Regions from separate parts of the Homo sapiens genome. Here region 2 is linked to region 1. A link is an interaction called in ENCODE POLR2A ChIA-PET data of the cell type or tissue named here. Cell type or tissue: IMR-90. All regions are shown on one strand. Links, peaks and the distances in the headings refer to the core of each region. The heading gives the core; the rest is flanking DNA.

Region 1 (8,477 bases), core at 142-8,141:
CAGATTGCATTCCTTCAGGAAAATCTGAAACTGGAGTTTGGTTTACAATACACAGACCCTCATACAAAGCAATTGAATTAATGGAGCATAGATTGGTGGGGCTAATGCACAATTCCTTCGAAGTAATTCTCATTTGCCTTTGAAATGTTTTGGGTAACTATACCTAAACACTGATACATAAATACTGTGAGAAGTAACAGAAATTCACACCCTGAATAATGCAAGCACCCTGAGGCAGTCTGACTAAGGAAAAACAAATGTTCCACATTACCCATTTTATTCCATTGTTCAGAATCTTCCTTGTCCATGAGTATTCTAGAGACAGGTGGACCTCCAAGACATATGGTAATAGAGCACCAGCCTGGTTGAGCCCTACTTTCATACTTTCTCAGAATTATAACAAATGCTTTCCTTACTCGTTGCTGGAGCTTTGAGAGAAAAAAAAAGTCAAGTGAAAATTAGAAAGAAAAAAAATCCAAAGTACTTTATTGTTTAGTGTACTTAATTTCATCAATAAAATCTGAAAATAGGAGCTGTCAGATATGCAAATATGCAAGAATTGGCTAGTATTTCACTTAGCTCTCATAAAATTTTTGCATGTTCTGGCAAAGATTGTCAAATCATTCTAGCTGAAAGAAAACTAATTTCCACAAACTGCTATTTGCTATATTCTTCCAAAAGTCTGTCATTACCACCTGTACACAGTAGCTAATTATCTCCTGTCTGTTGTTTAAATAAATGTATTTTGTTTACATTCATCTGTACCACTAAGAGGTCTTTAAAAATAATTGATCACGAAAAACTTGAATTTGAAAAAAAAAACTTGTAGAAAGTAAGTATAATTTAAAGGAAGGATGGTAGCTTAAAGGACTGTGAGAGAAAAGACGCAGGAGGAGAGGAAAGGAACAGATAAAGATACATTCATATATTATTCATATCATATGTGCAGCCATTTTGTAAAAGGTGAAATGAAAATAGGCTCACATGGGAAAATAAAACATACTCTTTTGTTATAAGTTGTGACTGTTAGGAGGTTTTTTTTTTTTTGAGATGGAGTCTCTCTCTGTCGCCCAGGCTGGAGTGCAGTGGCTTGATCTCGGCTCACTGCAAGCTTCGCCTCCCGGGTTCATGCCGTTCTCCTGCCTCAGCCTCCCGAGTAGCTGGGAGTACAGGTGCCCGCCACCACGCCCGGCTAATTTTTTGTATTTTTAGTAGAGACGCGATTTCACCGTGTTAGCCAGGATGGTCTTGATCTCCTGACCTCGTGATCTGCCCGCCTGGGCCTCCCAAAGTGTTTTTGTTTGTTTTTTGGTTTTTTTTTTTTTGAGATGGAGTTTCACTCTTGTTGCCCAGGCTGGAGTGCAATGGCGCTATCTCGGCTCACTGCAACCTCCGCCTCCCAGGTCCAAGTGATTCTCCTGCCTCAGCCTCCCAAGCAGCTGGGATTACAGGTGCCAGCCATCACGCCCGGCTAATTTTTGTATTTTAAGTGGAGACGGGGTTTCACCATGTTGGCCAGGCTGGTCTGGAACTCCTGACCTCAGGTGATCTGTCCGCCTCGGCCTCCCAAAGTGCTGGGATTACAGGCGTGAGCCACCGCGCCCGGTGTGGTTAGGAGTTCTTTGAAGGAAAGTCCTAGATTTGCATTAAACTGTGACATGAGTGAGAAAGACAATTTTGTGTGAAGGCACTGAGATATTCTGGTTATTTTTTAACACAATCAAAATTAAGTACCCTGAAATATATAAGAAGTAAATGCTAATTCATAAAGTAAAAATCTTAAGTGCCGTAGAAGTTTAAAGAAGATGGAGATCTGTTAACATCTCAACATTATGAACTCGAATACTCCATAGAGACTTAGTTTCTCACACTCTGTTTTTAAATGAGTTGCAGTAGTCAAGAGGAAAACATATGGAAGAGAAAGAAATCAAGCTGGACTTTGGAGGTAAACATGTTGTAAATAAGTGGTAACATTGGTATTGATCTAATTATACTGTTTTCCTTAGAAAGGAAAGAAGACTTAGACGAAATATTATGCCTTTAATTTGAAAGGCACGTACTCAAATCTCAAAGCTGGGAACTACACTGAATCTTTTCATGTTGGAAAAAGGCAAGGATGTAGCAATAAAGAAGTTTGGTTAGATTAAGTCAATGGATGGGAGTTAAATGTACAGCTTTTGGTAGACCCATAAAGGCATTTCTCAAAAATATTATTCACAAGTTCTGGACTACTATGGATGCCCAAGATCATGCAGAAAAAAATCATTGCTGGCAGCTCTCTGAAAATATCAACTTTCTATGATAACAAAATAATAATTTCCAATTTTATTCATCCTGTTCTGTGTAAGGATTTTTAAATGACTCTTCTACACAGGAAATCAATGTTAGTAGAAGTCTTTAGGATGATTTCTTTGGATTTCTGCCCACATCAATAATCTCATTCTCAAGCCCCTCTCTCTTCTCCTACCCGACTCTTAGATTCTTTATCCCCCTTAACATTTTGTGCATATATCTATCTTGGAAATTATATTTTTGTAAACTTTTTAATTGAAATATAAGTATATAAATCTTAAATGCACAACCTGAGAAATTTTTATTAAGTGAATATCTCACTGTAACCAACACCTAAATGAAGCAATAGAATATTACCAGAATCAAAGAAATCTCCCTCATTCTGCCTTCCTAAGAAGTAACCACTATTCTGATGTTTATCACAAAGATTTAGGTCTGCTTTTAATCTTTATGTGAATGAAATCACACAATATGCATTTTTGTGTGACTGACTTCATTTGTACCATATTATCCATTGAGATAAATCCATGTAGCATATTCCCATTGTGTGACTATACCAAAAATTTTCACTCACTCAACTGCTAAGTGGATATTTTTGCTAAGCCCAGTTTTCAGCTATTAGCAATAAAATAGCCATCAACATCATTGTACATATATTTTTCTGTACATATGGACACATTTATGTTAGAAATATATTGAGAAGTGAAAATGCTAAGTTGTAGGATATAATTATAATTTACCTTAGTAAATAATTTCAAGGAGTTATCCAAAGTAGTTGTACCAATTTAAACTCCAATCATGTATTAGAGTTTCAATTTCTCTATGTGTTTGCTTATATTTGGTATTGCCAGGGCTTTTGTTTCTTTGTTAAATTTTAGTTGTTCCAAAGAGTAGGTATTGGATTCTCAGAATGGTTATTATTTGCATTTCTCTGATGACTGATGATGTTGAAGAGCTATTTATATGCTTCTTGGTCAACAGGTTGTCCTTTTATGTAAAACACTTCTTGAATTTTTTGGTGATTCTTAATTAAGTTGTCTGATTTTTTAATCTTTGTTATTTTAAATTTCTTAATATGTTCTGTATGCAAGTGCTTTATTGGAAATATCTATTGCAAATAGATTCTTTGTGGTTTACCTTTTCATATTCCTAATGATTTGTTTGGATACACTTCTACTGCTCAATATTTCCTTCATAATGTTTCAGGGGGGTCCTTTTTGTCCTCAATTGAAACTCATTGCCTCATCCTAAATTAAGAGGGTTTTTAAAAAAATTTTTCTTCTAGGAGTTCTATTGATTTATGTAAACAAATAGATCTACAACTGGTATGGAAGTAATTTTAGGGTATGAAATATTTCCCTATGTAGATATCTAGTTGATAACTACACCTCTTATTTAAAAGAACATCCTTTTTTGCATTGTATTGCCATGGAAAGTTTGTTATACATTAGGTAACTATGTGGAAGTCTTTTTCTTTGATCAATTCCACACCACACTGTACTGAGTATTTTAACTCTATAAAGCTTGATATCAAGTCATGTAAGCTCTCTAACTTTCATCTTACTCTTCCTCAAGACTAAGCTACTCTTCTTTTCCTCTTTGCATTTTATTGTGAATTTTATAATACATTTCTCAACTCCTCCAAAATTACCTGCTAAGATTTTTATTGGAGCTGTAGTGAGTCTATAGATGCATTTGGAGAGAATTGTTATCTTTACAATAGGAAGCCATCCAATTTCTGAATATAGAATACCCCTCCATTTATTAAGGCACTTTAGTTTTATAGATTTTAATGTAGAACTATTTCACTCCTTCAGTAAAATTTATTCCTAGATATTTGGTGTGTTTTAGAAGATACTGTGAGCAATAAATTTTAAAATATTATTTTCAAATTGTTTACTGTTACCGTATAAAAGCACCTTTTTTTTTTTTTTTCCTTTGGAGACGGAGTCTCACTCTGTTGCCTAGGCTGGAGTGCGGTGGCACGATCTAGGCTCACTGCAACCTCTGCCTCCTGGGTTCAAGCGATTCTCCTGCCTCAGCCTCCTGAGTAGCTGTGACTACAGGCACATGCTGCCATGCCCAACTAATTGTTTTTTAAATATTTTTAGTAGAGATGGAGTTTCACGGTGTTGCCCAGGCTGGTTTCGAACTCCTGAGTTCAGGCAATCCTCCCGCCTCGGCCTCCCAAATGGCTAGGATTACCACGCCCGGTCAAAAGCACCATTTTTAGTTACATTTTCAAAAATTAAAATCAACTTTATTAAGGTATTATTTATATAACATAAAGTGTATCAACTATATGTGTACAGTTTGAAAATGTTAACAAATATCTATATACATATAAACGTGACCACAATCAAGATTTTTCATTGCTTCAAGAAGTTCCCTACTGCACCTTTGCAATCAGTTCTGCTATTCTTTGCCCCAGATATCCACTGATCTGCTTTCTATCACAATAAATTATTTTTGTCTGTTCTTGAATTGTATGCAAATAAAATCATACACAGTATACTTTTTTGTGTCTGATTCCTTTCACTTATAAAAATGTTGTTGGATGTTTTATTGCTGGGTAATATTCCATTCAATGGAATTACCAAGACTTGTTTATCTGCTCAAATGTGAAGGGATATTTTGGCTGTTTCCATGTTTGAAAATTATGAATAAGGCTACTCTGAATCTGTGGACTTCCAGCCCCAGCTCTGACACACAAACAGACTGGATGTTGTCACTTACATTATTACAAAAAATAAGCTGAAAATACTGAAAATAAATGACCTTTGATCATTGGAGAACTGAGATTGCAGGGCAAACAGGGATCACCTCAAAATCTGGGGCAATAGGTACATACAGAAAAGCACAGCTGAGATCTGTTTACCTGGAACATTTCCAGAGCCCAGAGCTTTATGTTTGCTTAGGGAAGGGAATTCCTCCCACTCCAGTTCTCGTCAGTCTTTCTGGCTCACCTAAGGGGGTAAAAAACATAGTTAACAGGGGTGAGGGCTTCAAACAAATAGACTGGGAATGCTATAGCCAGAAAAGTAAGCAGGTGATGTCAGGGGGAGAGGGCAGATATACCACTGGGGAAACATTTGTGAATATCACAGCACCAAGACACAAGCATTCTAAAAGACTGAGACTTAACCTTAAGGTAATCAAATGTTCCACCTTACCATCACACTAACAAGGCCTCAGTATGATAACAGCAGATTAAGGCTGGAAGAGTTGTAAGACACAAACTTTCTCTGATGGGGAGTACTTAGGACAGTCCAAAGTCAACAGGAGACTAAAACAAGCATACTACGATAATTTGAAACTCTGGCAACAACAGCTATAGCAAACATTAAGCACAGCCCAATTTCTCATACATAACATAAATCCATACATTTCTTTTATTATTACCCAATATAAAATGTCTGGTTTTCAAAATAAATTGCAAGGTGCCCCAGAAGACAAGAAAAAAAATTCTGAAGAGACAAAACAAGCATCAGAACTAGACTCAAATGTGACACACAGATGTTGAAATTATTAGACAGGGAATTTAAAATAACTAGAATTAATATGTTAAGGGCTCCAGAAGATCTTGCAAGACTAGATGAGTAATGAAAATTCAAAAAGAAATGTAAGAATGAAAACACTGTAATAAAAATAAAGAATATGTCTGATAAGCTCATCAGTTGATTTGACATGGTTTAAGAAAGAATCAATGAGCTTGATGATAGGTCAAAATAACCTTCCCAAATTGTAACGCAAAGAGAAAAAGAATGAAGGAAAACAATCAGAAAAAAATGCAAGAACTATGAGAATATATGAAAAAGTGAAACATTTTTAACTGGAATATATTTAAAAAAGAAAAAAGCAGAATAAGTATTTGAAGTAATGTTGGCCAAGAATTTTCCAAAACTAATGACAGACATAAAACCACAAATTAAGGAAGCTGAGAGAACAACAAGCAGGATAAGTAACAATAACAACAACAATAAAACCTCACACCTAGAGACATCATATTTAAAGCCAAAAAAAAAAATCATGAAGAACCCAGATGGTGAGTGAGGAACCTCACCTACATGGATACAAGAATTATAGTGAACTTCTTTACAAAAACCATCAAAGCAAGAGGAGGGTAAAGTAAAACATTGTAAATGTTGAAAGAAAAAAACACCAACCTAGAATTCTATATTCAGCAAAATTATCCTTCATATGTAAAGGAAAAATAAAAATACTCTCAGATAAACAAAAATCTGAGGGAATTTGTTACCAGCAGACCTGCCCTGAAAGAAACTTAAAAGGAAATTCTTGAAACAAAAGGAAATTATGTAGTTAGAAATTTGGATGTACATAAAGAAAGAAAAAACACTGGAAAAGGAATAAATAAAAGTAGACTAAAATATATTATTTACTTTTCTTATTTTAATTAATCTGAAAGATAACTGTTTAAATCAATAATGGTACCACTGCATTAGTGATTATATAATGTGAATAAGTAAAACAAAAGACGACAATGCTGCAAGGGACAGAAGGCAATAATTGGAAATACTCTTTTATAAGGTACTTGTTCCACAGATGAAAAGGTATAGTGTTACTTGAAAATAAATTTACATTAGTTAAAGATGTATATTGTAAACTCCAGAGGAACCACTAATGTTTTTTGGAAAAAATTATAATTGTTCCACTGAAAGAGGAGACATAATGGAATCATTCTATATGTCAGTTAAAATCAGAGAAGATTAAAAAAAAAAAAAACCTTCTGGCCACAGATAGAGAATAGTTACAAACATCACTTATATAATAAAAATATATCGGCCGGGCGCGGTGGCTCACACCTGTAATCCCAGCACTTCGGGAGGCCGAGGCGGATGGATCACGAGGGCAGGAGTTCAAGACCAGCCTGGCCAAGATAGTGAAACACCATCTCTACTAAAAATACAAAAATTAGCCAGACATGGTGGTGCATGCCTGTAGTCCCAGCTACTCGGAAGGCAGAGGCAGGAGAATCGCTTGAACCCGGGAGGTGGAGGTTGCAGTGAGCCCAGATAGCACCACTGCACCCCAGCTTGGGCAACAGAGTGAGACATCGTCTCAATAAATAAATATATATATATATATATATATAATCACATTAAATGTGAATATTCTAAATATGCCAGTTAAAACAAAGAGATTGTCAGAGACATTGAAAAAATCAAGACCTATGATATAGCTTGAATGTTTGTACCCTCCAAATCTCATGTTGAAATGTGCTTCACGATGTTAGAGGTGGGGCCCAGTGGGAAGTGACAGGATCATGGAGGCAGATCCCTCGTGAATGGCTTAATGCCATCGTTTTGGTGATGAGTGAGTTCTGGCTCTGAGTCCACATGAGATCTGGTTATTTAAATGTCTTTGGCACCTCCTCCCCTCTCTCCTACTCCCGTTCTCACCTTGTGATGCACCTGAGGCCCTTACGAGGAGTAGATGCCAGTGCTACATTCTTCCTGTACAGCCTGCAGAACTAGGAGCCAATTAAACCCCTTCCCTTTAAAAATTACTCAGCCTCAGGTGTTTATAGTGACACAAGAACAGACTAATACAACCCAGTTATATATTGTCTACAAGAAACCCATTTGAAATATAGTCAGATAGGTTAAAGGTAAAGAGATAGAAGGCATACCATCCTAACACTAATTGAAAGTAACCTTTTAGACAAAGCGTATTTCAAAACAAGAAAAATAATCAGGGATAAAGAGGGACATTACATAATGATAAAGGGGTCAATTCCCCCAAGAAAACACAGGAATACTAAATGTCTATGCAGCTAAAAGTAAAGCATCAAAGTATGTGAGGAAAAAACTGATGGGACTGAAAGGAAAAATAGACAAGGCCACTATCATATTTGGAGACTTCAACAACCTTCTGTCAGTAATTGATAGATCAAGCAGGCAGAAAATCAGTAAGAATGTAGTTGACCTGAACACACCATCAATCAATTTGAATATTCCTTCCAACAGCAGAAGAATACACATTATTCTCAAGCTCACATGGAATATTCACAAAGATAAACCACATTTAGTCCAGAAAACACATATAAACACATTTAAAAGGATAGAAATAATACAAAGTATACATTATCAGACAACCGTGGAATTAAAGTAGAAATCAATAACAGAAAGATAGCAGGAAAATTCCCAAATATTGGACATTAAACA
Region 2 (8,477 bases), core at 101-8,100, 360 kb before region 1:
TGCTCTGTTCAGCCATTGAGAAATGAGGGTAGTTAGTTACTGTAGTGTAACCTAGCTGATCCTTACTGGCAAAAGAACTTTATAAAAACCACCTCTTAATTCTTATAGCAAATGGGCATTCAACTTATTTGCATCTTTTCCAAGAAAAAGTAAGAGAAAATAAGATATCATAACTAAGAGGAGAAAATATAACAAATCATCTTTTTAAAATTCTGTAATTATCCTGGGAAATAGTTCCTGATAAAGGTCAGTGTACCATTAGTAGAGAAGCATGCTTTTCTATTTCTTTTCTTTTTTTTTTTGTTAGCATACCATATAGTCACAGAGAAGATATCAGTTTTAAGAACATCAATCTTCTAAGCGATCAATTCTGCACATTTTATTACAGTCATTTCACATAAAAAAGGAAGTTAACATTCAAAGTTTCTAAGAAAAAGAAATTTCACAAGAGACACATCAGAAAAATATCAAAGAGTCAGACAAATGAAGAAAGACGAATCCTCTCTGTTCTTATAGGAATAAACCTTGCACATTCTTTTCTGAGTTTAGCACTGTTTAAAGTCAGTATGTTATTGTTATCAAGGACAGAGGGCTTGATTGTTTTCCTCTGGTGATTTTGGGTGGTGTGTTGTCTGACATGAAAGAGATTTTTCTCCCTCTTATTTGGATTTGCCTTCTTAGGGATTTTCTTTGTATTTAGTTATTTGAAGTATTTTTGGGCAGAGTGAATTTAAAAGGCTTACCACTCACTATTTTTGTCTTACTTATTGGAGTTCTTCTCTCTTAGTAAATGGCTTTGTGCCATACAAGTATGGAATGATTCTCAGTCTGTGTTTTTTAAAAAAGGTTTTTTTTTCTTTATTAGAAACATACTATTTCCCAGTTGCATTGATTCCATGACAATACATTCTGCTATGTGAGATTTTAAGAAAATCAACTAGGCCATGTGCTAGATGAGATAAAGAGAGACAACTGGCTTTCATGGCTTCTCATTCAAGGATATTGGAATTAGGGAAAGCTGGTCAGTAGCAATATCATAGAATCAAGAGAGGAAGAAAAATCTCCTCTCTACCTGCTGCAGCAGCTCCAACTTTTTCTTCCAAGCCCTGGCCTTATTACTTTGCAAAAATCCACAGCATCCCTCTTCCCACTCATCCAGGGAAAAACTGGATTGAATTATTTTACAAGATAAATTTTTCTCACATATGAATATTGAAACAAAATTGGATCTGTTTGTAAATATCATTTTGCTTTAACAGACTTAGGTTAAAAATGAAAATTTAAAATATGGCCTTGGCTTGACCTTAGCTTTCTTATCTCAGAGGGTCATTGTGGAGGGTTTTAAATAAAAGATGATCACGTTAACTGAGGCTTCTTCAAAGGTCAGCTTGTCTATTTGTCTAAAAAGGTTTTTTTTTTTTTTTAAAGATAGTCATGTTTTCATTTGGAAGTCATCCATATGTATGGTTAAGTAGTATCTATTGTTTAAAATTGCCAATTCCATAGTTTAGCTTAAAATACAAAGCATCCCTTAGAAAACTGTAATATGTCATTTCCTACATTCCTTGCTGTTATAGGAAGGAACTTGGGCAATGAGGAAATAGTGGCTTCCTTGGGAAACAGAAGGAAGTGCTGGGAGGACGTGCAGGGAGGACACAAAAAGAGACTTGTCCTACTTCTCAATTTTTTTCTAGGAATAGTTCCCTTCACATTACAAGCATTTCCTTACATACTCTTACATGTAAATAAGTCAAGATTCTTTCGAGAAAGAACTGCTGAAACAAAACCTAACCTACAAATTAGCTCCACGTTAAAGGAAATTGGACTGTGTACAGTGCTGGAAGAGAAACAAGTTGACTTTCAAGTTCTTGGTTTGTGATTATTGACCAGAAATATTTATTCAATGTCCCAATGAATGTGAAGCTGTGGTAAGTTAAATATTGTGTGGGGGAAAGGGTAGGGAAGAACATAGTTAACATGGTTTTCTGAAGAATTTCCTTGAAAAGAGGAACCTCACGTAGTTCTGCTTTTTAGTGAAAAGGAAACAAGCAAAATTATATAACTACAATAATACTCTATTGACTTGAGGGTCACATTAACATTTTGATTTCATATATTTACATTCAAAAAGACTCCCCAGCACTGTTGTTCAACACACAGAACCAGGTGCTAGAGATAAACAAAGATGATCCCTACTCTGAAGGAACTTAAACAGCACCATCAGCAACCACCATATCAACAAAAATGAACTGGTATTTTTGGGTTCATGAGCTCATCATCCAAGTATAAGGCTTTTATTATGGAGGTGTGAATCCTGGCACACATTTTATTTTTAAATGTGTGATAATCCAATCATTCTAAACCTATCTTACTTGATTTGAAAAAGCCTGTCATTGCAAGATGAAAATAAAAAAGAGCTGTAATTTTATACTCTTTCAAAGTGCTTCCTGTTACTGCAAAAGTGGCCAGAATAGATTTCCAAATGGCTTCTCATCATACTCCTCTTCTGTTCACACATGGCTCTGGGTCACAGGAAGATAAACAAAATTTCTGAAAAAATTTAAAAATCTCCCTATTACATTTAGTTTTCATTGTTTTTAAGTTAATTGAATTCTACTCCATTTAAGGCAGGTATTAATTTATGATGTGTGGAAATATCTATAATTAAATATGAAAAATATTTAAATATTAAAACTGAAAATGGTTTCTTATATACTATTCTTAAATTCCATATAAAGTGTTTTTTTTATTTTTTTAACTAGAAAACAGGGCTCAGGATAAGTGCTTTGAGCATTCTTTCTCATGCCAGTATAATATAAGCATTTGATTCAAATTTTATTTTAATCCAACTATATTTTCATGTTTTGCATTTGTAGCAAAGCCTATTCTTATGCACATTTATAAAATTGTTCAATGTGAGTGAATCTACAGTAAACTGCCATTCTGAAGAATTGCACTGTTAATCAGTTCAGGAAAGGTCATGCTTTGTTTGCTTGTTCTATAAATCATGTACACATTTCTTCTAAGTTGTTTAAAGATGTGCAAGGTCTCAATTCCACAAAGGAAGTAACTGCATATTTTTAAATGAAAATTTTCAACAGCTATCTTGGCAGAAGTGACATGGTGCACAGTCTACGTAAATACAACTAATCGTACATTCAAGGGCAAAAATCAGCCTGTGAAAATGAAACCAAAATGACTGGAAACAGAAAGCACACACTAAGTTAGTCATTGACTGATTTACTTGGGAGGGTCCCAGTAACAAGCTGACATTGATTTATCTTTTAATCTAACAGAATAACAACAAATGTTAAAGCAATCAGTTCTAATGGTCTTAATAACTCCAATCAAATTATTCACCTTCCACATTAATATAGGAGGTTGCCTTCATATTTATTCATCAGATTTGTCAAATAAACATCGGTTTGCCAAACTAAACCCTAGTCCTTCAGTCCTAATAGATTCTGTTAGCATTCCATTTTTAATTGTCCTCTTCTCATAATTAGGGTGACCACAGGTCTCAGTTTTCCAGGCAATGGTCCTGGTTTATGTTCTTTGCACTGGTACTATTTTTAAAAACGCTCCATTTTCTGAAGTGTCCTGATTTTTAAAGATAAAGTGTATGTCCACCAAAGTTCATAACTCCACTTTTATTAATTTGTGTTTCTTTAGGGCCTGTTAAACCTAAACATCTTTAAGATCAGTATGAGCAAATACATGAAAAATATTCAATTTAACAAATCGACTTGATATTTCCACACCTAACCAAAGAAAGAGCTTTCCTCAGCTTCAGGTGGTCCTCAAAAATAGCAGCCTAGTGAGATAAAACTTTGCAGACAGGCTGCCCTATGCAAAAAAGGCAAGCCACTGCCTGTTTGTTTATTTGATTTGATCTTTCCTAGTACGAACTTTAAATGTCTAAGATAGTGGTGTACTGTTTACTAATATCGATCACATTTTGCATTGGTTTTAGGTTCTGTAACTACAGGAGTTCTGTTAGGTATAAAAATGGTAAGCACAGGAATCTTCAGGATACTTTTGATGTCACACTGACTCTTTCACCATCAAAGTAATAGTTTTTCAAAGTGACATGCTACAGGGGGCCACCTGGGGCTCTTCATGAGATGATGATAGGTGAGTAAATGGACCCACTGCCAGGAGGGTGTGTTCAATGGATACAAGGTAAGGTTAATACCAGAGAGGAGAAATCAATGGCCACAGCAATGCAACTTCTAGGAGTTTCCAAGCTAATGGATTTCTCATTTAGCTGGACTGTAAATTTGATACTCTGAAGCATTTACTTTATTTAGATCAGGATTAAAAAGGAACACCTAAAAAGGCCACATAGGATAAAGAGGCTGTGAGGTGCCTTCAAATAGATGAGCATTTCCCAGTGGCTATAAATAGATTGTCGTTTTGATATATTTCAAAGGTCATCAGTCAACTGTTCTGTTTCTTTCTCTCACTCATTTCTCTCTATTTATTTCTGAAGCGCAGAAGCATACATTAGAAAAAGAAATTAAGTCAATGAGCCAACCCATCCCTAGCTGTAACAATAAAACAAAAATTTAGAACAAAATTGTTAGAGGTTTTAAAATTCAAGTTCTACATGCTCAGATAAATGCAGGCCCTTTTAATTCAACTATAATCTACTTAAAGTCCTTCAAAATGCATGGAAACGGTGAACTCAACGCCTTGTTTCAACCATAAGAATTTGAGAAATCATGTTGCCAACTTTTGCCCTCTTTCTAAATTCATAGCCAGATAAAGCCATTAACTTCAGGTGCTTTGCTTCTCCATTTAAATTTTATATAAAGGATCCATCAAATTACTAATTGCTGATAATAATCAGGTTTCACCAGGTTTACATAGCCAATTTTGAGGTGCTAATAGGCCCTAATGGGGAAATCAGTACTGAGTTAAATAAACAAATCATTAGGTTTGCAGAATAGTTAATATGGACAGAGTGCAAAATGGCTAATCTTGTTAGTACCCTAAAATATTGCTCAAGTGAATGCTGTAAACATTACCTGAACACTATGACAGGAGAGATGGCCAATGGCATAAAAGAAAAACATATAGTCCTGACTTAGTTATTTATATATAACTGAAGAGGGATGCACGGCAGGCATAAAGCAACAGAGAACAGTTCCAAGCAAACTGTGCTACGCTCACATTTGATTACAAGTTCCCAGTGTACATGGTCTATGTCTTAAAACAATATTTACTATTTAACAAATATTTATTATATACCTATTATAAGGTACCTTAGTGAGCACTGGGTTTATGCCAGAGACAAAGACACGGTCCTTACTGAGGAACATACCTGCTCTTAGGACAGAGAAAAATGAGTCATAGGGAGGTGACAACCACAGTGGGGCCCAAGGTGAGGCACAGTCGGGCAAAAGTGACAATGTGCTAGAGGTGAGAGGGAGTATAATGCATTATTAGTGCTACAGATAATGGAACACATCTTGAAAACAGAACTGTAGGGACACAGCGCCTTAGCTCTACCAAGGCTCAGGGCTCCAGAGTGTGCACAGAACAGATCCTTAATGAAAATCGGTTTGAATTAAATTGTGAGGCTTTCTATTAAAAACACACTGAATGAGTTATATGGGCACTTTAAAATCATCATCATTATAGACTTTACAACACAGTGACATCCCCAAATACCACTCCCATTTACTTGTCTCACTCTGAAGACACTTTTGTTTTCTTGGATTCCTCTGCAAACCACATATTACCTCCTAAATGATCCACAGGTGTCCCAAACCTGGCAGATCTAAAAACTAGGCTTATCATCTATTAATCCCAAAACCTGCACTTTCCTCGCATCCTGCTAAGTCAATGAACACAACCTGTATTCACTTAGATCCAGAGTCAGGTAGTCTTTCCAGATTCCTCCCTCTTCCTGATCTTGCCACATGCATTGGGTCACACATTGTCTCAATTCTACCTCTTAAATACCCCTGGAATCAGATCTCTTTCTCTCAATCACCACTGACTATATTGGTCTAACACCAATTTCTATGATTGTCCCCTAACATTTAATTTTGCACATAATCTTGCAAACTGTTCTGCCAGAGTGATCTTTGTAAAATGTAAAGCTGATCCAGTTCTTCACTTGGTGAAATGCACCAGTGGCCATGCAAGACCTACAGGATGCAGATGCTATGGAGCCTCCATGACCTGAAGGCCTCAGGGCCACAAACTGCTGTTGCTTTGCACACCTGGGTCTTTGCCAATAATCTACCCTATAATATGGGAAGCCTTTTCATAAATCTCTATCATATCACCAAATCAGACTGCATTTATTTGTAAATTAAAGAGTTAAAAGTGTATGGGGTAATTCAGAAATGTGTTATCATGCTAATCATATTTTATAGCACATGCTTTTAAAGAAGCATCCATGCCAATACATCGACTATTCATTTTAGTGCATTATATTAATCCATTCATTTATTCAATAAATATTGAGTACCTACTGCATACCAGACACATATTTACTATATAACTAGAGCCAAATTTATCTATACATTTCCTCTATGGACTGCTTCCAGATTTTGACTATTAAAATCTATGCTGCATTGTACAGTTTTCTCCATCTCTCCTTATATACATGTGCAATTCCGGGAATACCATTGTCAGGTTGAGTTAAAGCTTTCTTAAATTTTTAAAATATTATTGAATTGTTCTCCAAAGATTGGAGTGATTTACATTTCCACCTGTAGCATATAAGAGTTCTACATTTGTTGACATTTTGTGGTGACATCTGTTATTGTGAGAGGTTTTATTTTTTGGCAATATACAGGATGTGAGAAAGTATTTACTTGTTTCAAACTCTGTTTCCATTATTTTTTGCTACAAAACAAACTACACTGAAACTTAATGGCATATGATAATAACCATTTTATTTTATGTTCATTCTTCCCATGGATCAGGAATGTATTGTGTCTCCACCATAACATCCATGCCCTCAGGAAGAAAGATTTGAACAGCCAAGGATGACCAATAGCTGAGGCTTAAAGACCAGAGCACCTATAAGCTTCTTATCAACACAGCAACTCAGAGAGGTCAGACTTGTTGCTCAGGACTACAAGAGCAAGCATTTGAGTGGCCAAGAGTGAATCTGCCTGGCCTTTTATGACCTGGGCCTGGAAACAACAGACCATCAATTTTGTCATACTTTTTATTGATTGAAGCCAGAAAGGTCCACTCAGATTCAAGAGGAGGGGACACAGATCCACCATCTAGTTGGAAGAAATGTCCAAAAATGTTGCTGTAAAGTTTTAAGACTACCAAAATCTACATATCTCTGATCATTAATGGATATCTTTTCATATATCATTCTCTATTCTTGTATCCTTTTTAATAAATCACCCATTCATTTAGTTTTTTCTTCTTATTATTAGATTGTTGTTTATCACTAATTGATCAGTAGGAATCTTTATATATTTTATTCCAAATTCCTTGGGAATGACATGAATTACAAGTATTTTCTCTTTGTAGTTTAAGTTTCTTTGTGGTATCTTTCCTGTTATTAAATCTTAAATAAAAAGCAGTAAAAGTCAGGCGTTGTGGTACGTGCCTGTAGTTCCAGACAGGAGGATTCCTTGTACCCAGGAGTTCAAGGTTTCAGTGAACTGTGATTGCACCACTTCACTCCAGCCTGAGTGACAGAGTGAGGCCCTGTCAAAAAACAAAACAAAACAGAAGTCAGTAAAGCATATGAATCTCTTCATTTAAGAATTATAAATCTTGTAGTTTTTAAATCTTTTTCTATTCAAAAGTCATAGTTATAATATACTTAATACTGACATTTGCAGATTTTGATTTAATGATTAAGTATTACATTTATAAAGAATTTAGCTTTGAAATTCAATAAGCTTTCCATTCTGCTTCCTTCCTCTCTCAATTTCTTTCTCTCTTTTTCTCAGGTTACCTCTCTCCACACACACACACACACACACACACACACACACACTTATACCTATAGCTATATATCTCTCTACATTTTTTTATATATATACATATATGTACACACACAAGTATATAATGATATATAAACGTATCACATATGCATATACATACATGCACTGATATGGTTTGCCTCTATGTCCCCACCCAAATCTCATCTCGAATTGTAGTCCCCACATGTTGAGGGAGGGACCTGGTGAGAGGTGATTGGATCATGGTGGTGGTTTCCCCCATGCTGTTCTCATGATAGTGAGGGAGTTCTCATGATAGTGAGGGAGTTCTCATGAGATTTGATGGTCTTAAGTGTAGCACTGCCTCGATCTTTCTCTCTCTCTCTCCTGCCACCATGTAAGACATGCTTTGATTCTCCTTCATCTTTCACCATGATTATAAGTTTCCTGAGGCCTCCCCAGCCATGTGGAACTGTGAATTAAACCTCTTTTCTTCTTAAATTACCCAGTCTCAGGTAGTTCTTTATAGCAGTGTGAGAATGGACT

The links. ChIA-PET counts read pairs that join two places held together with the same protein. Peaks named below come from ENCODE experiments on the same cell type or tissue, not always from the same donor. Only the 100,000 strongest peaks of a DNase experiment are listed, where the experiment ranks them.
Region 2: POLR2A ChIA-PET joins it to region 1 with 17 read pairs; 2 of 35 experiments call an interaction of 5 or more read pairs at or near these places.

Annotation. Positions count from the first base shown.
Region 1 is chr6:139,952,636-139,961,112 of GRCh38, reverse strand. No RefSeq gene overlaps it. Among named protein-coding and RNA genes, the nearest start is that of LINC02941, 19 kb to the left of the region's middle. RefSeq lists a silencer at 5,067-5,361. In IMR-90, for the core only: no CTCF peak of the experiment used is centred there; no DNase peak of the experiment used is centred there.
Region 2 is chr6:140,314,045-140,322,521 of GRCh38, reverse strand. No RefSeq gene overlaps it. Among named protein-coding and RNA genes, the nearest start is that of MIR3668, 110 kb to the right of the region's middle. In IMR-90, for the core only: no CTCF peak of the experiment used is centred there; a DNase peak (open chromatin) is centred at 3,101; H3K4me3 peaks cover 332 bases; H3K27ac peaks cover 150 bases.